Linked DNA regions of Mus musculus: all the other regions are linked to region 3. The links are chromatin loops, found by intact Hi-C in ENCODE. Cell type or tissue: heart. All regions are shown on one strand.

Region 1 (8,000 bases), 340 kb after region 3:
AAAAAACAAAACAAAAAAATCACTTCCATTGACTGTGCTCTCAAATGCAGGTGTGTGAGCCTTCCTTAGGGAGTGTCTTTATTAGCCCATTATACAGACAGGAAACAGACTCAGCAGATGAAAGTCAAGGTTGGGGATGGTGACTTCACTAGGTTGGAGTTGGTGAGACCTGGCTACTGGGTGCTCCTGAGGAGACTTGTAGAGCCACAGTACACTCCTTCCTAGGTAGTGTGGTCCTAACAGCTTGAAATTCAGGAATGACTTAGGCCCTTCCCTACCCTTTTGGGTTCCAGAATGACATGGTACCTCCACCTGCACCTACTCCCATCCTGTGTCCCCCTCCCCAGCTTCCCTCCCTCTTCTTTGCTCAGTGCCCCCTAAAGCCAGTTCACTGAACACTAAACCCACTCCTCCTATCTGCCTAGGTCCCTGCCTCAGTCTCCAGCCCACTGCAGTACCCTTCAAGAGAGCCTACTTACCTAGTCCTGTCCCTCTGGATCCCAGGCAACGCTGCCCCAAGTGCCTGGCATCTAATTGCCGCCCCATACTATCTAATAATTAAGTTGGCCTCTTGATGGCCCTTTTGCCTCTGCCTCCCAAGTGCTGAGATTCAGGCCTTCATTACCATTCACAGCTTAAACGGACTTCATGGTTTTATATGTATGACTGTTTTTTCTGGGGGCGGGGGCATATGTGTGCACATGCATGCACATGCATGTGAAGCCAGAAGAGGGCACTGGATCCCCTGAACTGGAGCTACAGAGGGTTGTGTGAAACAATGTGCATTCTAAGACCGGAACCTGGGTCCTTCGCAAGAGCAGCAGCTCGTGCTCTATAGAGAGTAACCACTCTTCCGCCCCTTAAGTCGACTTTATGTTAGAAGGTGGCAATGCTGGGTGTGAGCTTTTTCCTTCACTGGGTTTCCCAGGGGGTCCCCATCTTTAACCAAGTGCAAGTAAGAGTGACCTTAACACTTATATTCCCGTGTCTTCTTATCAGAGATGACTACAGCTCTTGTTCTGAAATTCAGCTTTTGGCGTGGCCAACTGAGGGTCTTCTGGAGTCCCTAGACTGTGGTAAAAGGCTGCTTTCTGCCACAAGTGGAAAAAGAAATGGTTTCTCGTCTTAAATTGCTGTGGACACCGAATGCACACTCTAACTGTAACAACAGAACTTGACCAGCACGGGGAGACTGAGGTTTCATCTCTAAAACTTTTATCTTTCCCAAATTCACATCTGCAGAGGTCCCGTGGCTCTGAGGTTGCCCTGCCCTCCCACAGAGGGCATCTACTCCTTGCCTCTCTCACCCTGTGTCATGTGTCAGCATGTGTCAGCATGTGTCAACATGTGTCAGCATGTCCCGGACACAGAAAACTCCTCTTAAAAGTGTGGGGAGGCTACAGGGTGGGCTCTGCCCACATGACACCTGTTGCCATATTGGTGATGAGAGAAATCAATGTCTTCCTGCACCGCCCACACCCGTATCTCTGACAAGTTAACACCCACCACGCAATCAGCTCTGCCTCAAGCCTCTCTGTGTCTTAAGGGCAGCCAGCTCTTCCTGGGCTCCAGGCAGCTGCAAGGGATGGGGTGCAGGGATGGGGTGGGGATGGGGTAGGGGATGGGCAGCAAGCCCTCCCAACAGGTGTCTGTTTCCTGCAGCCAAAGGCTAGTTAGAGCGTATTAACGTGACAGACACCCTGCTCTTCTCAGCCCCTTTGGCTCTTCATCTCCTCCAAGCCCGTTATTGGCTATCATCTCTGGAAAAGCCCGACCTAGTAAATGTCCCTACTGGGACAGCTGTTGAGAGACATGGTCCCTCAGTTGTGGGGACTCTGTGTTACCTTGTCCTCTGGCTGGAGGACTAGGGCTAATCTCTGAAGCTAGATGGGGTTAACAGTGCACCACACTGGGAAGGCACTGTGAGCCCTCCCAGGAGAGCCTCTGAGAAATTCCAAAAGAACCCAGGCTCTGTCCCACACCAGGTAACTCAGAGCTTCTTGGAACTGACCCCTAAACTTAAAAAAAAAAAATCCTCCAGGAAGTGGCCAAGGCTGAGAAGCACCGCTTTAGTGACAAGAACTGAGCTTGTTGTCACTGTGGTCCCCTCTCCACTCCCTCTCTGGACTACAGCAGCCTCAGCAGCGGCTCAGCAGCTCTCACTAACAGCTGGAAGGAGGGGCTCTAAGACACCACCACTGGAATGGCAGAGTCAGAACAGCCTCTCACGTGGCCCGTCCCCTCACTCGGGTACCCAGAATTGGTCATCACTGTCTCCCACTATTTACTAGGGACTGGGATGACTGCTCCTGCTGACCTTTCTACTTTAAAACCCGACGCTAGTCAGTTTCTGCCCTTTACTTCCCCATCTGCTGCTGCTGAGCCCCCATGAGCATGTGGACCACAGCATTCGTAGCCATGAACTCAGGGTTAGGCTTCTGGGTATGACCACAGCTGAGCATTGAGCTCTAAACCCGTATGATGGGGCTAGGCTGGATTGAGGCATCTCCTGTAGGTCACTGACATGAGAGCTTGTGACCATATGACTGCCTACTATGTGCTGTGTGCCCTGACGCCCAGTAGGCAGGGAACACAGAGCCCCAAACCAGGTGTGACGTGGGAGAAGGGCTGAAAATGCACTATACAGATAGTGGAGGGCTGGCCTCTCACCCTGCAGTACTTTACTCAGGAGACAGAGCGCCATCAGCCAGTGAAGACCACCACTGGCCAAGGGCCATTTTAGGCCCTTCCTGATGGCCTAATGTAATAGAACCAAGAGTGAAATCCATGAGGGCCATCTAGTCTCAGACTGGCATTCGTGTCTGCAGCCGAGGTTATATCTGCACATGACATTTATCTGGGCAATGCACAAGGTCCACTCTGCATCCACACTGACAGTCAAAGTAAAACACTTCCACGTGGGGGACCGTGGTGTAGAGATGAGAAACGTTCTCCATGCCTGTTTGTAGCATGCAGAAGTCCTGAGGGGCGGGATGGAGTCCTGAAAACTGCTCGGGTTTCCTTGGTCATCTTTTGCCAGACTTCTAGAGTTCTAAAGCAGCCCAGAGCTACTGTACTGCCAAGAAACTTGCACCTCACAGGAATCAGCATCAAGCAAGGGCCTGAGAGGATCAGCCATGAGTAGAGATATATCACCCTCTAGTGGCAAGGTGTGGACATGGCACCTTCTAGCACCTGGAGACATTCGTGCTGCCTTGTTGCTCATTCCTGGCAGAGCATCTTCAGGGATGGGAGAAGCAGGTTGGTGGAGCTGGGACTACAGCCACACAAGGAGCCAGCTTCTCTGGAAAGCCATTAGCCCACTGTCTGCACAGCAGGCATATCACAGAACCTAACTCAGAGGATTGGGAAGGCTGTCTCCTACACTAAAGGCTATGGGGAAGCTGGCAGTACAAAGGGTCTGTCTGGTCTTGGCCTGAGGACAGGTGACACCCCACCCTATTCAGTCAGCAACATGCTCCTCTGCCGTTGCGAGTTACAGGAGGACTCCCAGAGATATGGCGAGAGGGCTTTATGACCTGTGTTCAAGTTCTCCTGATATGACATGCCTCTGCCTTCACGTTTATAGTCCTAATTTTGTATTTTAGCCTATCTATTTCCTTTTATGTATATGGTGTTTTGCCCGTATTTCTGTGCACAAGCTGTGTGTGTGCCTTGGACCTTCCTAGAAGAGGGCACTGGATCCTCTGGAACTGTAGTGTGTAGTTAATATGGCTGTGAGCCACCATGTGGTGCTGGGAATCAAACCCAGAGAGAGCAGCCAGTGCTCTAACTGCTGAGCCCTCACCCCAGGCCCTACGTCCTTGCTTTAATTATGGGACCTGAACTGCTGATGGAACACAGTGCAGTGTGAATGCCAGGCTAGCACCCTGGCACCAAATGACAGCCCCAGCCCCCAGTTGTTTCTAAGCCCTTAACTCTTCTGGAATGAGGTAGGTAGGCTACACTAAGACTTCACTGGAAACTTGCCAGTCTTGCTCTTTGTACATATGCAGAGCTGGTTCCAGATTCTTCCCAATGCTATCAAGAGAACAGCTATCTAAGAGGTAGCGGCTCCAGCAAACACATGGCAGTTTACCTGGGAACCTTCAGAACTGTTCTGAATCAGGTCTGGGATGTCTTTCACTTTCTACAGCTGCTTCTGAGACAGCTAGCTACCCAGCCTATGGCTCTGAAACAGTGTATATGAATGCTCCTAGCCTAGGAACAAAGGGGTAGTCAAGACAAAGAATGCCAAGTGCTTCTTTAAAGTTTTCTAAATAAACCTCAACTTTATTCAGCTGACATGTTCTGAAAACAAGGGGTGTAAATAAATTGCCAATCAAAGCTATTTAAATTCAACAAGGCAAGCTGGCTTTTGAGAAAAAGCTTGAAATGAAACCTGTAAAACCTACTATTTACTTGGTCCTTGGATTTAGCATTCCTTCAAGTGGCCATACATGGAGAATACATCTATTTTCTTAGTCTTAGATTCCTTCTGGCACCCTACTAGCTTCAAACCCTGTCACTTAGACGACTGTACCAAGGTGCACACATCATCTGCTAGCTGCAGCTTCTGACAAGCTCTGATAAGGATGCAGGCCTCCTCCACTAGAGGGCATCCCACTCAGGCTAGGGGCCCTTCCCTGCTGGAGCCTGTAAGGACAGTTTGCCCAATCAGGTCAGAGTCATCTCACAAGGCACTGAATGGAAATTTGAGGGAGGGCAGCCTGGGCAACCAGCTCAATGCCCCTTGAGTCCAGATCCTCTGCGTCCATTCCCTGCCCCCAGGCAGTAGTGCTGACCTCACCACAAATTCATTCCAAAGGGAGACCTGGCTGTGAAGGTGGAACATCAAGTTCACTAAAGCCAAGGACTGCTACAAAGGTGGAAACCCATTATGTACTACAAAACACTGCTCCAACAGCCAATGAAGGGCAGGGGCTAGGGCCTTTGCTGCCCACATTTTGAGTTCAAATGGCTCAATTACAGCTTGTACATCTTCCAAAGCATGCTGTCTGGTGGGATCTTCAGGTGCCAGGGGGCACAGGAGTCAGGTCTGTGCAGTACAAACTCTATGGCCAGCCAAAAGCCCATGCCCATCTGCCTCCCCAAAGTGAGATCGAGGTGTGGAGATGCTGCAGGTCTCCTGTCTCTAGGGCCACTGTTTCCACTCTGCAGGACTAGAGGGGGCACATTCCCCCTTTCTGACCAGCTATGGCACATTTAACCTACAGGGAAAGAGCAACAGACATTGCATCTGACCAGAACTGAGCTAATACCCAGGAAACTCAAGTTTAAAGTGTGTATAGTTGATAAAGTTCCCCAAAAGGATGCCACAGATGTACCCGAGAGACCAATACGGCTACACAAGGGGAAGGGTGAGACGTAACACCTACTGTGAAGAGGGAGACAGCAGAGGACGCTTAAGCAAACATAGGAAGTAGGTAGGGCAATCAAAGGATGGATTAATACTGACCAGTTTCCAGTTCTTAGGAGTTCTGGCATGTTTTTCCTACTAGGAGGCTACTAAATTTAGAACTGTTTGGGTGGACAGGGCCTGTGACTGATGAACAAATAAACTCACTAGATCGTTCTAGTACTTGCAGAGATTAATACAATGTGTGCTCAAGATACATTAACCCTCACACAAATTCTGCATTGCACCAGGTACTGACACAGCCTCAATCAAAAAGTAAAAATGCTCTGGTCCCTGAAAGTCTCACAAAAACACACTTCCCAGGGACATCCCCAGGGTGGCCTGAAAGGGCTGGGGAAAATGGAGGCTTAGCTGATTGATATATTGCTAATATGTTTCAAGGGGTAGATAGTCAAAGAACTTGAGAGGGCAGAACTAGATGAATCTGCAGCTGACAAGTCGCCCATTGCTCATGGCTACTTTCAAAGTGGCAAAGGCCCATCTGTCAAAGCCTGGGTGCAGGTGCCAAGCTACCGTCTCTGAACTGTAAGAGCCACTGCCGTATTAACTGGAAAACATTGGTGACTCAGGGCTTCCGTGTCCAGACTGAACACTCCCTGGGACACTGACAAACACCCAGCAACCATGGCATGGAAACACTTGCATTATCAGCAGCAGCACTGATGTCTCTGCTTCCCTGGAGTAGCTGCTTCCAGGAAAGGGTGCTGGTGTTAGCAGTTAGTCACCTACATGTCATGTTTTCTTAGGGGCTGGGGCCAGCCAGTGGCTAGAAGCAAGGATGTGAGAACTGATCTATCCCAGAGGGCACAGGGAAAGACCTCTCTCCTCATCTTCTCACTTGTGCTCCAGCCCACTCCATCAGGAGTGAATAGTGTGGACAGTCCTGTGTAAAAGCCTCACCATGCACGCTTTCCAGGGCAAGCATCAGCTATGTGGACAAACCACAAAACCCAGCCATCCCTCCCCCAATGAAAGCCAGAGAACAGGGTCTTGACCCACTTCCTAAGCACCACACGTCTTGGTGACCCAAGGTCCTACTCCCCAGATGTCACAGAAAACAAAGCAGGTTTGATACTAAGCCACGATTAGTCCTGAGGGGAGAGGTGTCTTCACAGTTAAGGCATACATTTCAAAAGGGCCTCCCAGCCCACTTCTTGCTTGCACATGCGCACACAATGGGAAGGCTGTCCAGTGCTGGGTACAGCTGGCTCATGTCAGGTACTGTACCACGAGGAACATGACTGCACAAGTGAGCAGCATCCCACCGATCATGAAGTACTTGTCCTGGAAGGCCCGCTTCTCAATCAGCCTCATCACTGTGTTGGACAAGCCGAGCATGTTAGCAATGTCAAGGATCTTCTTCTGAGTCCCCTGGAGAGATGAGAAGAGAAAGAAAGACAGAGATCAGCCTCACTGTCAAGGGTGGTTAAAGGTCACCACAGCCAGGGTTTTACTAGCAGACACTGTCTTCTTGGTCATGCCCTGAGAAGATGAAAGAAAGCAGCATTCACCAGAAATAGATTCATTCTGCCACGGCCAACTAGTGTATGGTTGAAGGCTAAGAAGAAGCCTTTTAAACAAACGGTGCTGGAAATGGCCACATAGCACAGACATGCAGCATCCATGTACATAAGTAAGTACTGTTCACGTGTCAGTAAAACAGTGAACCTGGATTCACACTGCATACAGAAGCTGGGGCTAGGAGATGGCTCTGCAGGGTGCTCTTTGCTGTTCTTTTCAGGCATAAGGCCCTGAGTCTGGGTCCCAGAATCCATGTAAAACACCAGGTGTGGTTACGCCTCCAGCCTCACTGCTGTACGGCACTGAGACAGGAGGATTGCTGGGGCTTGCAGGCCATTAGACTCAGTGATGGGCAGTGTCAGAGAGTGATGGAGGACACCTGTGCATACTCACACATTATGATACAGATACACATCTTGGCAATAAAAAGGACCTAATTAACATATATAACCAAACATGTCATAACATGAATGAACTTTTAAAACAGAGGAAGAAGCCACACAACAGTATCAATGCAATCATATGAAGTTCACCAATATAACAAGAATTTTTCCAACCTTTGAAACTACTTTTTTATACCTAAGTCAATTCATGACAACTGTATTACATACATATACAAGCAGACAAATTCCTCTGCTAGTCTAAGATAAATTACACACAAGTGTTTTTTCTGGAGCTCATTAAATTTTTAGAGGCAAAGTGGCTCAAATGGGAACAAATACGCTCAGAAAACTATGGGAAAAACTAAGCAAGCGTGTTAAAGATTACTTACACAATCCACTGCACCTGATTTTTAATATTATTTTTGCTTGTTTTCAAGATAGGGTCTCCCTCAGAGTCCAGGCTGGCCTGGAACTCATGGTCCTCCTCCCTCATGCTCCCCAGTGTCAGGATTCTAGGCATGTGCTACATACCCAGCCTTTCCCAGCCTTCAAATATACAAGTGTCTACCATGTGCATCCAAATTAAAATTCTTACAATAGTAAGTGAAGAGCTGCTTCAGACTGGAGCTACTGTGAAAGGAAGGGCTTGTGGCAGA
Region 2 (8,000 bases), 67 kb after region 3:
CAGAGGTAGTGAGAGGGTCGAGTTCAGAGAGGGGGCAAAGCCCAGAGAGCGACAATGGGGTGAGTGTCCATTCATTTAAGATGGCTGACTTGTAGGAGAGTTCGAAGGACAAGGATGTTAGTCCTTGCAGGAAGCTCAGGAGGAACTCAGCCTCCTCGGCATCTCGAAGCAGGGCTGTGGGCTGATAGTACTCGCACAACCGTGCAGGTTCCTGCAGGAGCAGTTTCAGATAGCACTCCATCAGACCGTCATTGAGGGCCAACCGCAGCCAGGCTCGGCAACGGCCTACATCTGTGTTGATGAAGACCAGGTGCTCCAAATCTGAGACAATGTGTCTGCAGGGGGACAGAGCAGATGTGTTGCAAGAAACTGCCTCAAATCTCAGAGATGTGGTTCAAGCTACTGCTTAGCAAGAACGAGTGATAAAGTACTGAAAACATGATCGTATTCAGACATAAAATTCTGGGGACGATGTCTCGGGAATGCAGGAAAGCTGAGCTGTTGAGCTCTAGCTACCAAACATCATCTGCTAACCCAGGACATACCGGCTGAGTCCAACCCCAGTTCCTAGGGAATAAAGCCAGAGCTTGTGCACACTAGGCAAGCATTCGACTACTGAGATTCGCTCTCAGTCGAGAGCAGCTGGCACTGCAGGGAACACTCAGACCCTAGGTGCACAAACTCAGTTCCCAAAGCTTCGGTCTGACACAGCCACAGTCCCCTTCTCTGCTGCCACGGTGTCCTGTGCAGAAGTGTACCCCCAGTCCTCTGGACTCAGTGTAAGCTGTACTTAACTTCGGCAGTATTACTGACTGGCTAACTGACTCAGGGTACCACTGAGCTGGATATAGAGACAACTAGAAACTCAGTCTCTGGGACTGGAGCGGTGGCTCAGTGGTTAAGAGCACTTGCTGTGCTTCCAGAGGATCTGAGTTCAAGTCCCAGCACATATGTTGAGTGCCTCACATACTCATAACTCCAGCTCCAGGGGATCTGATTACCTCTTCTGGACTCCATAGGCACCCACATGCATGTGGCATAGACACACAGGCACACACTCATACACACAAACTTAAAACAAAACTTAAAAACAAAGAAACACACTGTTACTTGGAAGAGAGCTAAAAAAACCAAGACAGGGCACTATCAGCAGCTACAGGAAGGCAGACCAAAGACTGACAAGGTGTCTTCAGGCACTTAACACTTTACGGAGGCAGTGCTAGGTACCAGCATAGGGTCTAAGCAGCCAAGGACAAGGCCAAAGACAGGGCCTTAGGGTGAATATTCAGAAATATATCTGGTTTCTAGGCTAAGTGCCACACATACCTCATCATGAACATAAAGTTCAGAATACAGGAGCTGGAGAAATGGCTCCCTGGTTAAAAGCACTGGCTGCTTTTGCAGAGGACCCAGGTTCTATTTTCAGCGCTCACATGGTGGCTGGCTCAATCATCTGTAGGTCCAGTTCCCAGGGGTCTGGCATCCTCTTTTGGCTTGTGTGCCCTGCACCAGACACATACATGGTGCACAGATACTCATGTAGGGGGATACTTACACATATAAAATTTTAAAAAACATATATTTTAAATTTAGAAGACAGACTTGAATATTCAAAGGCAAGTCAGCAACATTTCCTGCTGGGCGTGGTGGCGCACGCCTTTAATCCCAGCAGAGGCAGGTGGATTTCTGAGTTCCAGGCCAGCCTGATCTACAAAGTGAGTTCCAGGACAGCCAGGGCTATAAGGAGAAACCCTGTCTTGAAAAAAAAAAAAAAAAAGGAGAGGGGATACTTTAGTCTTCTCAGGCCACACCACTCAGCAGTAAGTACATGACTCAGCCTAGCGGAGTCTAAAGGTCATTAGTGCTGGGGTGAGGAGAAGCCACAGGCTCTAGAGGAGTGTCTCAGGGTCTGGAGGCAAGCCTTCCTTAAGCCTAGCCCTACAGTCACTGCATAGCGACTACACCACAACACTGCTTCTGGCTGTGCCACCCTGGAGAGGAGCCCAGCGCCCCAGGCTGAAGCTCCTCTCTCCCTGACGGATCTCACCTGTGGGTGATGGCTTTCAGAAGGGGCCAGAAGACAGGCTGAGGCAGAGCCTTCTGGTGAGTGTGCTTCTTCCTTTTGCCGCCAGCCTCGGCGCGGATGTGCTTGGCATGCAGGCCGTGGATGAACACAGCCTCCAGGGCACTGCACATGGTGTTGGCATCTCCATCTTCACTGGTGACCACTGTGTCCAGAGACACATGCTGTTTCTGCAGAGCCTTCACGGATCCCACGAGCTTCTTCTTGATGACCTAAGTTGTGTTAAACACAAGGGCAGACTTTAGAGGGAAGTCCTATGTGGAGCCCCTGGAATGTAGTCCAGGGCCTGTTTTTTGAGGTGTGTGACCACACACACTTATGTATGTAACCTAGACTCCTTCTGCAAAGCTAGCTATTGTGGCAAGTGAAGATCCGGCATACAGAAGAAATGGTTTTGTACATCTATTTTTTTTTTATTTTTTATTTAAAAGAAAAAGTTTTAATTAAATTTATTAATGTATGTGTGAGTGTTTGGCCTACATGTATGTATGTGTATCACATGTGTGCCTAGTGTCTGAGGTTAGAAGAGGGTATCAAATTCCCTAAAACTGGAGTTATGGATGGTTGTGGGCCACACACCATGTAGATGCTGAAAATCAAACCCAGATCCTCTGCAAGAGCAACAAGTGCGCCCTATCTCTCCCTCTCTCTTTTTAAAATATCTATTTATTTATTTTACGTACGTGAGTACATACATGGTCACTGTCTTCAGACACACCAGAAGAGGGCAATGGATCCCATTACAGATGGTTGTGAGCCACCATGTGGTTGCTGGGATTTGAACTCAGGACCTCTGGAAGAGCAGCCTGTGCTCTTAGCTGCTGAGCCATCTCTCCAGTCCCGTATCTTTTGGTTTTTAAAACTAAACATCAATCTTGTATTTAACTACTGAAATGGTGGCTTGGGGGCACTCGGCAGAGACAAGCTAAGGAGGCAGAGTATTTCTTTAGAACAATAACAAAGAAAGGACCAGCAAGTGTGGCTCAAGAGAGTATGCTTGACAGTTACAGCCCTCCATTAGATCCCCAACACTGTGGGGAGGAAAGACCAGTCAAGACCACAGATGTATAATTATATTAGCTAAGAGCCTAGGCCTAGAGCAAAGCTTTAAAGGATTTCTGTAGCTCTGGCTGTCCTGGAATTCACTTTGTAGACCAGGCTAGCCTTGAATCTAGAGATCTATCTGAACCACCATGCCCCGCAGAGGCCATTGCTTGAAGACAGAAATTGGTTTTTCTTTTCTCCTCATGTCTCTAACACTTGCCACTGTGTCTGATACAATAACATATATAAGGCATGCAATTCCAAATGTACACCAGGTGTTGGTGGGAAAATCATACAATCATAGATATGAGTGTATCAAATCTTTAGTGTTTAGCAAAGAACTAGACAGAACTGCAGAAGAACCGGTTTGAAGCAAGTATTAAGTTATAGATAAATACTTCACTTTTATTCTGACTTAATCTGAACAGAGGGTGTTGTTTGGAAAGTTGAATTTTAAAAATTAACAAGTTATAATTTACACTAACTTCTCTGATTTAAATGACAAACTTCGGGGTTTGTTTGTCTTGCTATTTTTGATCCTCCCCAGAAGTAACCACATTTTTCAATTTTGGTTAACTTTTACTTTCACAAATTATTACTACTACTGCTACTATTTTAATTTATTGACACTGAGCATTGCGGCACATTCCTTTAATCTCAGCACTCAGGAGGCAGAAGCAGGCAGATCTCTGTAAGCCTAAGGCTAACCTGGTCTACATAAGGAATTCCAGATCAGTCAGGGCTAAACAGTAAGACCCTGTCTCAAATGAAACAACCAACCAAGCAGATTCATTTACAATGGCTGCTGAGAGGAGAATCAGCCTTCTATAGGATGAGCACTAGTAGGCTGTCTAGTCCCCCATATGCAGAAGATTATATCCACAAGTATGTGTTTGTATACGTGTGAGGGTAGCAACAAGAAGCATAGAAGAAGAGATCATGAACTTGGAAGTGAGTGCTGGAGGTAGGAGGGCTAGAAATGACAGTGCTCACATATGAAATCCTAAAAAAAAGAAAAAAGGAAAAGGTTTGCTTGGCAGGAGCTGGAGAGGTGGCTCAGCTTAGGAGCACTGGCTGCTCTTGTAGAGGCCCAGGTTTGCTGCCTAGCATGCACATGGAGCTCACATCTGTAACTACAGTATAGAAATCTGATGCCCTCTTCTGGCCTCCACAGGCACCATGTGTGCATGTGATACATTTACATTTTTGGGCAAAATGTTCATATAAAAATAAAACCTCTAGGCCGGGTGGTGGTGGTACACGCCTTTAATCCCAGCACTTGGGAGGCAGAGGGAGGTGGATTCCTGAGTTCGAGGCCAGCCTGGTCTACAAAGTGAGTTCCAGGACAGCCAGGGCTACACAGAGAAACCCTGTCTCGAAAAAACAAAACAAAAAACTGAAAAAATATAAAACCTCTAAAAAAACCTTACTTTTAGTTTATGTGTATATTTTGCCTTCATGTAAGTGCACTGTGTGTGTGTGTGTTTATGTATGTATGTATGTGTGTGTGCACGTGTGCGGTACTCATAGGGACTAGAAGAGGATGGTGGATCCCCCTGGAACTGGAATAATAGGCAGTTGAGAACTAACACACTGGGTACTAGGAACTGAATCAGGGTCCTCTCAGCAAGTAAGGCCAGGAGTGGTGGCACACGCCTTTAATCCCAGCACCTGATCTTTGAGGCCAGACTGTTGCACTAGTGAATTCAAGGACAGCCAGGGCTACAAGAGAAAATTTCAAACAAAACAAAAACTAACCAAACAAAACCCAGTAGCAAGTGTGCTTAACTCTCAGGCACCTCTCCAGTATTATTTTATGTTTTTATCATTACTTTTAATCATAGATGTATTCCTAAACAAACAATACCAAAATTGCATTTACTCTGTCTACAGTTAATTAAACTTCTTGATCTGAAAATTTACAGTCAATAAAATACAAAGTTTTGGAAAAGGAAGTTCAGTGTTTTGTAGCATAATCAGAGAATTGTGCAACCTGTGCCATTAACTAATTTTAGAGCATTTCAACACCCCTGAAACAAACAGTGTATTCATGGCAGGGGGTGGGGTGGCTGCAGGGTAATCTGACTCAACAGATTTATCTATTTTGGACATTTCAAAGAAATGGAAACACACAGCATGTGACTTGGAGTTTGGTTCCTATGACTCGGCATGTGATCACGGGTTATCCGCACTACAGCACATTATCAGAACGTAGTTCCTTCTTACTGTCAGGTAAGACCACTCACATCTACTGCATGGATACACCAAGCTTTATTTATCTCGCCATTCATGAGAAAACGAATACCTGGCTGGATGGCACTTTTTGACTACAGTGCTGCTCTGAGCGTTTTTATCCACATCTTTATGAAGACATACTTCCAGGTCTAGAACCGATGAGCCATTGACATGTGAGCTCGCACAGTGACAGGCTTGCAACCATGACTGCTAAAGCTGAGGTCTTTGACAGTGATAGGCTTGCAACCCCGACTGCTAAAAGCTGAGGACTTACACGTGACTTCGAGGCTGTCTTGATAGTTAAGTTTAAGGCCAGCCTAGACTACATAGTAAAACCTGCCTTCAAATCCAAAGAATTGTTAAATCACATAAAATCTATGCTCCCCATGCCAGCCCGGGGATGTGGCTCAGGGGTAGAGCACTGCTTATATTTGTGGGATCTTGTCTTTCATCTTCAACACCAGAAAGAAAAGGAATTAAAAACAACCTTGCCAGGCAGTGAGTGGTGGGGCACGCTTTTAATCCCAGCACTTGGGAGGCAGAGGCAGGTGGATTTCTGAGTTCAAGGCCAGCCTGGTCTACAGAGTAAGTTCCAGGACAGCCAGGGTGACACAGAGAAACCCCATCTCGAAAAAACAACAACAAACAAACAACCCCCCTCCCCAGACCCCAAAACCAACCTCAAGGAGCTGGAGGGATGGCTCAGTGGTTAAGAGCACTAAATGCTCTTCCAGAGGCCCTAAGTTCAAATCCCAGCAACAACATGGTGGCTCACAACCATCTGTAATGAGATCTGATGTGTCTGAAGACAGCTACAGTGTTCTTATATATAATAAATAAATAAATCAAAAGAAGAAAAAAAGTTAAAAAAAAACCCAAAGCCTCAAAAGGCCTATTTATGTTTTCTAGGAAACAGAACTGTTTGCCAAAGTAGCCATGATCTTTACATTCTCAGAGATTAGAGAAGAGGTCTAGCTTTTTCATTTTTTTTGTCAACACTTGCTGATGTCTTTCTTATTACAGCCACCTTAATGGAGTAAGGCAACACCTTACCATGGCTTTCTCTTACATTTCACTGGGCTTAATAGCAATTAATTTAAAAGTAATAAACAGTAATAGAAAAAGCATCGTTTTGTGTACTTCCTGGCTTATTTGCATATCTTCCTTGGAGAAATCCTTTGTCCACTGTGTAACTTGTTTTTATGTGTGCTGTGTGGGCTTGTGTGTGTCAGTGCATGTGCAGAGCAACATATACATGTGGGCTGAGTGTCTTAGTCACACTACACATTAATCTTTTTTGTTATTATTGTGGTTTTTCCATACAGGGTTTCTCTCTGTAGCTCTGGCTGTCCTAGCACTCTGTACACCAGGCTAGCCTGGAACTCAGAGATGCACCAGCCTCTGCCTCCCAAGTGCTGGGATTAAAGCATGAGCCACCAGGCCCAGCACACATACACTATTCTTATAGGTTATGTCTCTTACTGAACTTGTGCTCAGCGATTCATGGCCTACCTGGCCAGTGAACCCTGAGGATTTCTCAGAAATGTGCCCTCCCTCTCCCTAACTGGGGTTATAGATAAAGACTGCCACAAGAGTTCTGGAGATTCAAACACAGGGCTTCACACCAGCACACACCATGGATAGCCATTTCCCAGCCCCCAGACTCTCTCTGAAAGGCTGAAATAGTTCTCACTCTATTTTGCGTACCAGACCTTTTTCAGAGAGAATAGCTTCTCTTTTCCTATGGACACTATCTTTTCATCCCCCCTCCAACACTTTATGAATAGTGTCCTTTGAAGCAAAGATTTCAATCTCGGGGTTGAATTTTAAATGTTACTTAAAATATATTATACATTATATAAAAGGCTAAAACTATTTCCAACTGAGTGCCTACCAAGTGCTGTGTCGGGGGATGCGGGGATAACTAGGCTTAAGCCTCAAGGGGTGGGGGGTCTGTGCACCTCTTGCTAGGAGGAGGTGAGGGCTCTGCTCCAGAGGGCCCAGCATGAAACAAGAATGACATCACAGGCCTAGCTGGAAGCCAGCAGGGGAACAGGTAGAGCTGACCCTCTAGTGGCCAGGAGAGGGAAGGCAGCTCTCTGAGGGCAGCAGCTCCTTGTGGCAGAAGATTCTGGTAACTAGAGAGCAGTACTGGGAGGAAAGAATTCTCCAAAGAAGCCATCATAGGATTCCACTGAGTCAAAAAGCTATATGACCTCCTGCCTTTTCAAGGACACAGCAGCCAGTCCAGAGCACCTAGGCAAGTCCAGGGCCAAGCACAGGGGAAAAAAAAACCACACATACACAACCATGACTACGAGAGGTTGTTGAAGAGGTAAACTGGCCACAAATATGTTTGCTTAAAGTTTCCCTGGAAAGCAGTACATGACAAAGATATATATGTATACATGCGGCCAACTTAACCCCACTATTGAAACTAATGAAATCAGCTTCGTCAGACAACTGAGGGCTTGAGCACACTGTAAAGTGCACACAAGCATGAAGACTTGAGTGGGATCCTCAGCACCCACATAAAAAACTGCACACGGTGACATCTGCAGTCTCAGCACTGGGGAGAGGGAGAGAGAATTCCAGGACTTGCTGCCAAACTAGTCCAACCAAATCAGCAAGCTCCAAA
Region 3 (8,000 bases):
GCAGGAAGGAGCACAGGACATTTGGGAAATTGATGGGAGGCTGTTGTAGTCATAGCTCAGAAACCAAGACAGTGTGTGAGGTGCGGGCCTTGCAAGTTGGTGTGTGCTCTAGCCAAAAGTGTTATTAGGAATTTGGAACTATCAATTCATACACTCTCCACACCACCGTAGAGAAGGTATTGCTATTGTACCCCCATTCTCCTGATGAATACACTGGGGTGCAGAAGAGATCACTCTGGGTTCGAGTCAGGCAGTTTGGCTCCAGTGCTGAGGGCTGAGGAGGTGGCTGAGGAGGGGCAAGGGTTGAGCCCGGTGGGCTACACCCAAGCTTGGGGTCTTATTCCAAATGCATTTAAGATAAAAGGAATGATATTATTTTGGGGAGGGGACACATATGTCACAACAAACACGTGGTGGTCAGAGGTCAGAGGTCAACTCTCGGGACTCGGTTCCCTCCTTCTGCACTCAGGTTGAGAGACTTGGCAGTAGACACCTTTACCCACTGAGCTACCTCACCGGACAGTAAGCTAACCAGGGCTGGGTTTTAAACTGAGGCTGGCGGGGGGGGGGGGGGGGGATGCTGAGGGGGGGAGGCTGAGGACAGGGGATAGGGAAGTGCTGAGTGGGACTCCAGGCTGACCTTAGCTCCCTGAGCCAGGTTGGTGGGAGAGAGAGTTGCTAAGGTTTAGGACATGGACCAGAGTGAGCCTGCCATATTCCAAGGTTTTAGCTTGTCCATCTGGGGGATGACAGAGCCATGTCCTGGGATAGGCAAACCCTGGAGGAACTTGTTTGGGGGAGAAAATCAAGGATCCAATGTCAGGCTGAGGTCTGTCAAAGGGTAGACATCATTGATGCTGTGGCTGGTGTCATACCGGGAGCAAGGACAGGGAGCAGGATCTGGCCTGAGAATTCCTTCTTCCCATGCTTGGCCAGAGGTGGAAGGAACATGAAGGGGCTGAGGGAGAGATGTTTCCAGGAGAGGCTGCTTGTCCCAGGAAGCCAGTGAAGCTGGAGACTCAAAGTGTCGTCCACCAGAGATTCTGTGGTCTGTGGCATCCAGGGGCTGAGAACAGTGGATGGAATGGCGAACACGACATCTTTCAAAGTCTAGCTGTACATGTAGGTGCTTGCCATCAGCTACCCATATGGTGAAGGAAAGGACCAGCTTTTGCAAGTTGAACTTTGACCTCCTAACATGCACGCTTCTTCAACACACATACACAATATATAAATAATAAATATAATTTTAATGTCTGGCTCTGAGAGTGGGAGAGTGGATCTGGTTTTAGGGAAGTGTGTGGCGGAGGGTTTCCTAGTGTGACAGTGACTGGAACATCTTTCCGTGGGGTCAGGTAGGTGTAGTGGACACTGTGGGGACAGTAGCTTCCTCCATGACTGAAGCTTCCCTGTGGGTGGAGGTAGAGGTAGCGACCCACAGCTCTTTTCCAAGCTCTGTGGGACATGCCCAGGGCTGAAAACGAGGTGCTTTGCCCTGATTTGTGCCAACTGTCAGGCAACTTGGGTGCTCAATAGAGCAGTCTGCACAGGACGGACAACGTGTAAACTCACCCAGAACTTGGCTGAGTCAGGACGAGGCCACATAACGTGGCCCGCATTCCTGTACAGATGTCTGTCTTGAGGGCCCCAGGCTGACCTCCCTGCTTGTATTTGCCGGTGACTGCCATCCAACACAACAGCTCAATATGTCATGGAGAGTCGTGGGTGTTTTTTATGAAAGAGAGGCAACTCATCATCCCCAGGGAGGTGTGGAGAACGAGAGAAAGAGAGAGAGAGACAGACAGACAGACAGACAGAGACAGAGACAGAGACAGAGACAGAGACAGAGACAGAGAGAGGAGGAACTGTTCTGGGCCTTGCTGTGGTTGCTGTGTTTCCAGTCATTGCTGGGCCCAGAGACCAGCCACCTTTGGAGAGGGAGGGAGGGAGGCAGATCGGGCTCTGAGGAAATCTAGTGAAAGTCAATGGCGGCAGACAGTACAACCCCCCTCCCCCCATGGCTGCTGCTGAAGGTGGTGGGGGAAAGACACAACAAGATGCAAGGGTCACCGTGGGACCTGGCAACCCAAGAGGATGGAAACACACAGGTCAACAAATGGAAGCTCGCGGCTCCCAGCAAGTCACACTGAAGCCGGAGCCCTAGTGTGATGGCGTTTGGAAATGGGGGCCTTTGGGAGTGACTAGGTTTAAGTGAGGTCATGATTGAAGTTAGGATCTGACCTTGGCAAGACCAGACCTTTAGATCCCCTCCCCTTTAAGAACGTGGCTAGAAAGTGCTGCCTGCAAGCCAGAGATGCCCTTGTCCCTGTCCCCACCCCCCCCCCCCATCCCACTGTGCTGCAGCCTCAGCAGGAACATCCGGCCTCCAGCTTTGTGAGGAATACATTTCTGTTGACTAAGCAGGTTACAATAGCAGCTGCAGCTCTCTGAGCCAATGTGGCCACCGAAATGCTTGTACGGCGCTGTCTGTCTTGACAGCCTCTGAGAGGGTAGAACCCATGATCCTTCAGTTAGCAAATGAATTAAGACAAGGTGGCAGGGGCTGGAGAGATGGCTCAGAGGTTAAGAGCACTGGCTGCTCTTCCAGAGGTCCCCGAGTTCAATTCCCAACAACCATATGGTAGTTCATAACCATTTATAATGAGGTCTGGTGCCCTCCTGTGGCCGGTGGGCATACATACATACATACATACATACAGAACACTGTATACATAATCAATCAATCAATCAATCAATCAATCAATCAATCTTTTAAAGAAAGAAAAGGAAGGAAGGAAGGAAGGAAGGAAGGAAGGAAGGAAGGAAGGAAGGAAGGAAGGAAAGGTGTCAGCTGAGCCTGATGATGCAATGTCAATGCTTGAGAGGTGGAGGCAGGATGGTCAGAAGTTCAAGGCCCTCCTCAGCTGTACACTGAGGCAGGCTGAGGTTCAGAGTAGCTTTCCACATCCTACAACGCTCTGCTGAGAGTCCAAGGTGTTTAAGCTAGAATCCAGTCTTCCAGGCTACTACCAGAGTACATTCGCCAAAGTAGGAGAATAAACATTTTATTTAACAGTTAGTCATTAGCTTGCCTTAGGACTTTAAATATATAGGTGTACAGCAAGAGGCCTCTATTTGTTCTCTTCTGCGCCCTGCTACCATCAGGGCTGGGCTTGCATCAGCCGTACTCACTGGGAGCCCCAAGCTCCAGAACGCATGCGTAGAACCCCTGCCCCAGGGCACAGTGCCAGGCACATGAGGACCCACAATAAATATGGACTGCATGAAACCAAGGGAGAAGCCTGTGGGAAAGGCTGGCATAGTCTGAATGCTCAATAAATATTAGCTATTATTGTTTGTTGAGTCAGTGGGGGTGGGTGGAGCTGGGGGCTCAGATCCATAGATTGAGGTGCACGAGGGAGGAAGCGGGCAGTTGACACAGGTTCAACTGTTTGCCTAAGGCTGTGACCTCCCGGACAGGCCTCTGCATGGCAAGTGGGTACCAGGTAGGCATCCAGCCAGCCAGGATGTAGACAGTGGTTGGGGGCTTTAGGTAGGCACCCAGCCAGGGTGTAGACAGCAGCTGGAGGCTTCTATTCATGCTGCCCCCCCAAACAGCTGTGGTAGGTTCCCTGCTGCCTTCGGGGGGCCCCCAACCTCTAACCTACACGAAGTGCTCCAGCATTTACTCTGGTCTACCTACAGGCTGTGCTGCAGTGGGGCAGGGGCGTGACTCCCTCTTCTAGAAGCTGGGCTTGCTGTGGGGATAGCCTTTGCAGGGAATCAGATCACCTATGGACCCCTGAAGTACTGTGACTTCTGCAAGCCCCAGATTGCCAGGTTTGGTATGTGGTTAGTATGAAGAACGTCTGTAGAGAGCGGGTGTGGCCCAAGGAGAGAGGGAAGCATCGGAAAAGTTCTCAGGAGGCCTGCATCAGGGTGGCACTGGAGCAGAAGGCTGAGGGAGGCAGTCAGTGGCCTGGGCTGGCAGCCAGGGTCAGTCCTCCCCTGGCAGCAGAGACAATGTCAGTAGCTGCTTCATGACCTCTTGCGTAGCATGGGGCCTACAGGGTCTCCACCAAGGCCTGGACAGGTACAGGCTTAAGGAAACCAGAACGCCCTCACCAAAATCCCCTCTCCCAGCTGTGGGTGGGTGGTGGTGGTGGAACTAGAAAGACATTCATTTCCCTCCACCAGGCACGTTCTCACATCCACACAATAGGCGGCGCTGTAATTAGGGAAATGGCCCTAATGGGGACGCGAGAGGGAGAAATCACATTTCATGAACTGCCCACCAGGGGTCACTGTACCCTCTGAATGGAAGGGCGTTGAAGTCACAGTGCAGCGGGGGTGGGAAGCGGAGAGCCTCAGAGGAGGTCCAGCCTCACGGCCTCCAGCTAACCCACGGTCCACAGTCAGTGCGGTGGGAAGATGTCCGCGCACTGATGTAGGATGAGCTCCACCACCTGGTTCTGGAACACCATGGTCATGGGCATGCTGGCCTCCTCCATCTCTGGCCGCAGCAGCGTGGGTCCGAACACTATGGCCACATTCTGCACAGTCATACGGTTCTGCTCGCCATGCTCGATGACCCTGCAGTGGGATTGGTGGGATTAAGAGGTTAGAGATTGGGGAGTCTCTCAACATGGGCTCCAGCCACGACTAGCCCTCCTCTTTTGCCCCAGGAAATACGGCTCGCTCACCGGCAGAGATGCTGGATGAGCAGTCGGAGCGTGTCCTGGTTGGGAGCTGGCAGCGTGCGCACCAGGTCACGCACGCAGCGGCTGCGCTGGGCTGGGTCCTGCAGCTCTGAGTGAAAGAAGGGACCAGAGATGGTCTGCTGGCTGTAACGAAAGCGGGCCAGCCTCCCCATCCCTCCTTTTCCCAAGCCACTCACTAATGGCTGCTATGAACTGGTGGAAGTGCGAGAAGGGGAAGAGAGGTTCCGGCAGCTCTCGGAAGAAGAGCTTCAGGGCACCCGTGATCACGTGGACGTCTTCCCAGCGCCCGTCGTCCAAGTCCAAGCGTTCATCTGCCGCAGGGAAGGGCCCAGGGGATTGAGAGGCAGTCAGCACCCCCACATTCCTCCAGGCCCCAGGGCAGGGACTGGAAAAAGGCCTCACCGTGATCCACCTTATAGCGCAGCTTCTGGATGGTAGCCAGGTTCCCACTGATGCGGTACAGCCCATCAATATCCAGCCCTGCGGGAAAGGAAATGGCTGACCCTGGAAGGACTGGGGCACCTGACGATTTCTACTCAGGGTTTTCATACTCGGAGTTTTTCCGGCTCCTTCTTCTTGACCCTGTGCTCACCCAGGGGGGGGGGGTCTCCACCCTTAGCTCCCTAAAAGCCGGTCGTGAGGCGCTGCCTTGTCTGCGCATGCATACATACCCCGGGCCTCGACGGTGCGGATGCATTGCTGCACGAAGCGTGGCACAGGGCTCCTCTCGCGCTCACACAGTTGAGCCAGCGCGCATCCAAACACCTGGTCTGGGGGAGAGGTTGGTCAGCGCTGCCCTGCCCCGCGCCACCTGAGCCCGGATCCCGGCGAACTGCAGGTACCTTTGATGTAGCCCTTGTCCCGCAAAGACTGCAGAGTGGGTCGTCTCTGTAGGAATTTACGGAGCTTGTGCCGGACTCTGCTCAAGTCGCTTTCCAGGCCTCCGGGGCTGAGCGAGGGTGAGGCTGTCACAGACCGAACTCAGTCAGCAGGTGGCAGTAATGGCCCTAGACTCTAACCAGGGCATCACTTCCCGTCCCCCAGCGGGGGAGTCTTCTGGTCGCCTTCCCACCTGATCCCATCGCACACCTGCGTTCTGCCGTACATCCTCCTCCCGCCAGCTTCCGAGGCGCTCACTGGACCCGAAATCAGCACTGCTGGGCTCACCTTCCTCCCCTTGGAGCAGGTCTGCAGACTGGCAATCAGACAACCTCAGAGAAGCAAGGCCTGGGGCGGACTGGGGCCTCTCCCGACCAGCTCTGGCCTCGAGACGCCCCAGGAAGAGCTTGTTTTTCTCTTGTCAGTTTACTGTCCCAGCAATCAGACCTTCCACCTTCCCTGACTGCACAGTCCTCCAGGAGCTGCAAGGTTATCTATCCTCTCCCATTCTTACCCTGGCCACCTCTAGCCTCCTCTCAGTTCCTCAACTGTCTCCATCCCATTAGACTGGCTGCCACTATGAACTTACAATTCATATTGTAAGGCCAAGACCTCTGTTGATCATGCCAACAGTGCCTCCTGTCTCTGGATTCCTACAACCGAAATCTGTACCCAGTGCTAACCCATATGGAATTAAGAGACAGATATTATCAGGCCATTGTCATATAAGTAGCTGTTGATTTTGTCAGAGCCCTGGATCAAATTCAGGACCATTTGCATGCCAGGCAACCCCTCTGTCACACTCTGTCACTGAGCTATCCCCACAACCCATAATTGGCACTACTGGGGCTGTGGCTCCAGGGCAAAGCACTTGTCTAGAAGACATAAGGCCCTTGGATTCAATCTGTTAATGCTTTATCTTCTAGTTGTAGCCGTCATTCCTGTCTGGTTCCTAAGACCCAATTCCTGAGTCTGGTTCCCTCCCTCCCTCAAAATGACATGTCTCTTCAGGTTGTTCCTGTCCCCTCCTGTAGAGTCTTGCAAAACCAGCCCCAGAGCTGGTGTCATGAGGTTCTCTGTGCATAGCTGAGGAGCCTGCATAAAAAGCCCAAGTCCCTCCCTATCAGCCCCGGAGGTTCCCCGCTCTGCCTACCAGCTCTGAGATGCCTTCGGCAATGGCTTTGTGCCAGGTGCTGATGATGGCTTCGGAGTCGTGCTGGATCAGGTACTCCGAGCCATCTCGGCTTCGAAGCTGGAGGGACAAGTAGTCACACAAATCAGTTTAGTTCCCTATTCCTTCATCTACCTTGGGAGTAGGCTTAGAGAGAGAGAGAGAGAGAGAGAGAGAGAGAGAGAGAGAGAGTGTGTGTGTGTGTGTGTGTACTGAGAGGGAGGTGACAGGTCCCTGCCCTAAGCAACTCAGAGCCTAATAGAGCAAAGGCCACAGCCAGGCCTAATTCTTTCTCTTTGTTTAATGCTGTGGGTAACAGGTCCAGTACATTTGAATCACTTTTATGGGCATACAGCTCATAGTTATAGAGCTCATTGCTGCCCGCCACAGAACACAACACCCCCCCCCCCCAGGTCCCAAGCAAATGATAGAAAATTCCTATGGAAGATCCTTGCTGCTGGAAGAGCAATGGGGAAAACTACAGGGCGGAGCAGAAACAGATGCTCGATGATCCCAAACACCCGGAGGCTATGGAGTTTCGCCAGCTGCAAAGCCTGGCTTTAGAAGTCTACATCAGTCTTGCCCTTTGGTCCAGAGAGAGGCAGACAGCAGAATCTGGCTCACACAGTGGGGAACAACTTCTAGACTCAGAGAAAACTGTCCTTTGGTTCTTCTCTTTTTAAAATTATAACTAAGAGGCAGCAGAGATGGCTCAGCCAGCAGTGAAGAGAGCTTGTTGCTCTTGCAGAAGATCTGGGTTTGGTTCCTAGCACCCACCAGGTGGCTGACAACCATTCAGTTCCAGGGAACCCAATATCCCTCCCTTTCTGACTTCTGTGGGGTACCAGGCACACATGTGATGTGCGAGCGTGTGCGTGTGCGTGCACACACACATATGTATACATGAAGGCAAAAGATTCACATATATAGAATAAATAAATCTAGAACCAACTAAAGCTTGGAGAACGGTAAAAACAGGACACCAGGGCTTCCGGCAGCCAGGCTTCTGCACTTCTCCCTAATACGCTATCTGAAGCAGTCCTAAGGTCCCAGCTCAGTTTCCGTGGGGCTCTTTAGAAGGACACTTGTCCCACTAGACCCCAGGTTCATAGAAACACATTAGAAAGCTCTTTAAGAACCAAGGATCAGGAAACAGCTTAGATTCCCCGGAACTGAGAGAGGATCCTCTCCCCCACGGTAAAGATCTGTCTGTGTAACTGATGGCTGTC

Evidence for each region. A loop is a pair of places that touch in the nucleus more often than their neighbours do. Peaks named below come from ENCODE experiments on the same cell type or tissue, not always from the same donor. Only the 100,000 strongest peaks of a DNase experiment are listed, where the experiment ranks them.
Region 1: a loop joins it to region 3, with 2.8 times the contacts of the local background. A loop is called at or near these places in 6 of 42 quality-filtered maps.
Region 2: it touches region 3 in a loop (8-fold over the local background); 9 of 42 quality-filtered maps call a loop at or near these places.

Annotation. Positions count from the first base shown.
Region 1 is chr11:103,672,587-103,680,586 of GRCm38, forward strand. Gosr2 (golgi SNAP receptor complex member 2) reads right to left here. Exons shown (of 6, transcript NM_019650.4): 6 at 4,263-6,811. The coding sequence ends at 6,650. Among named protein-coding and RNA genes, the nearest start is that of Gosr2, 21 kb to the right of the region's middle. In heart, CTCF peaks have their summits at 737 (motif pointing right), 3,178 (motif pointing left) and 4,618 (motif pointing right); a DNase peak (open chromatin) is centred at 4,725.
Region 2 is chr11:103,394,980-103,402,979 of GRCm38, forward strand. It overlaps Plekhm1 (pleckstrin homology domain containing, family M (with RUN domain) member 1), which reads right to left. Exons shown (of 12, transcript NM_183034.2): 3 at 2,048-2,295; 4 at 1-335. Among named protein-coding and RNA genes, the nearest start is that of Plekhm1, 14 kb to the right of the region's middle. In heart, CTCF peaks have their summits at 4,288 (motif pointing left) and 7,440 (motif pointing right); a DNase peak (open chromatin) is centred at 4,272.
Region 3 is chr11:103,328,448-103,336,447 of GRCm38, forward strand. Arhgap27 (Rho GTPase activating protein 27) reads right to left here. Exons shown (of 18, transcript NM_001205236.1): 11 at 6,754-6,852; 12 at 5,811-5,916; 13 at 5,564-5,686; 14 at 5,393-5,491; 15 at 5,124-5,201; 16 at 4,898-5,032; 17 at 4,704-4,809; 18 at 3,037-4,593. The coding sequence ends at 4,416. Among named protein-coding and RNA genes, the nearest start is that of Arhgap27os3, 12 kb to the right of the region's middle. In heart, CTCF peaks have their summits at 2,660 (motif pointing left), 4,266 (motif pointing right), 4,465 and 5,702 (motif pointing right); DNase peaks (open chromatin) are centred at 3,604, 4,324, 5,654 and 7,314; H3K4me3 peaks cover 1,903 bases; H3K27ac peaks cover 388 bases; H3K27me3 peaks cover 3,441 bases.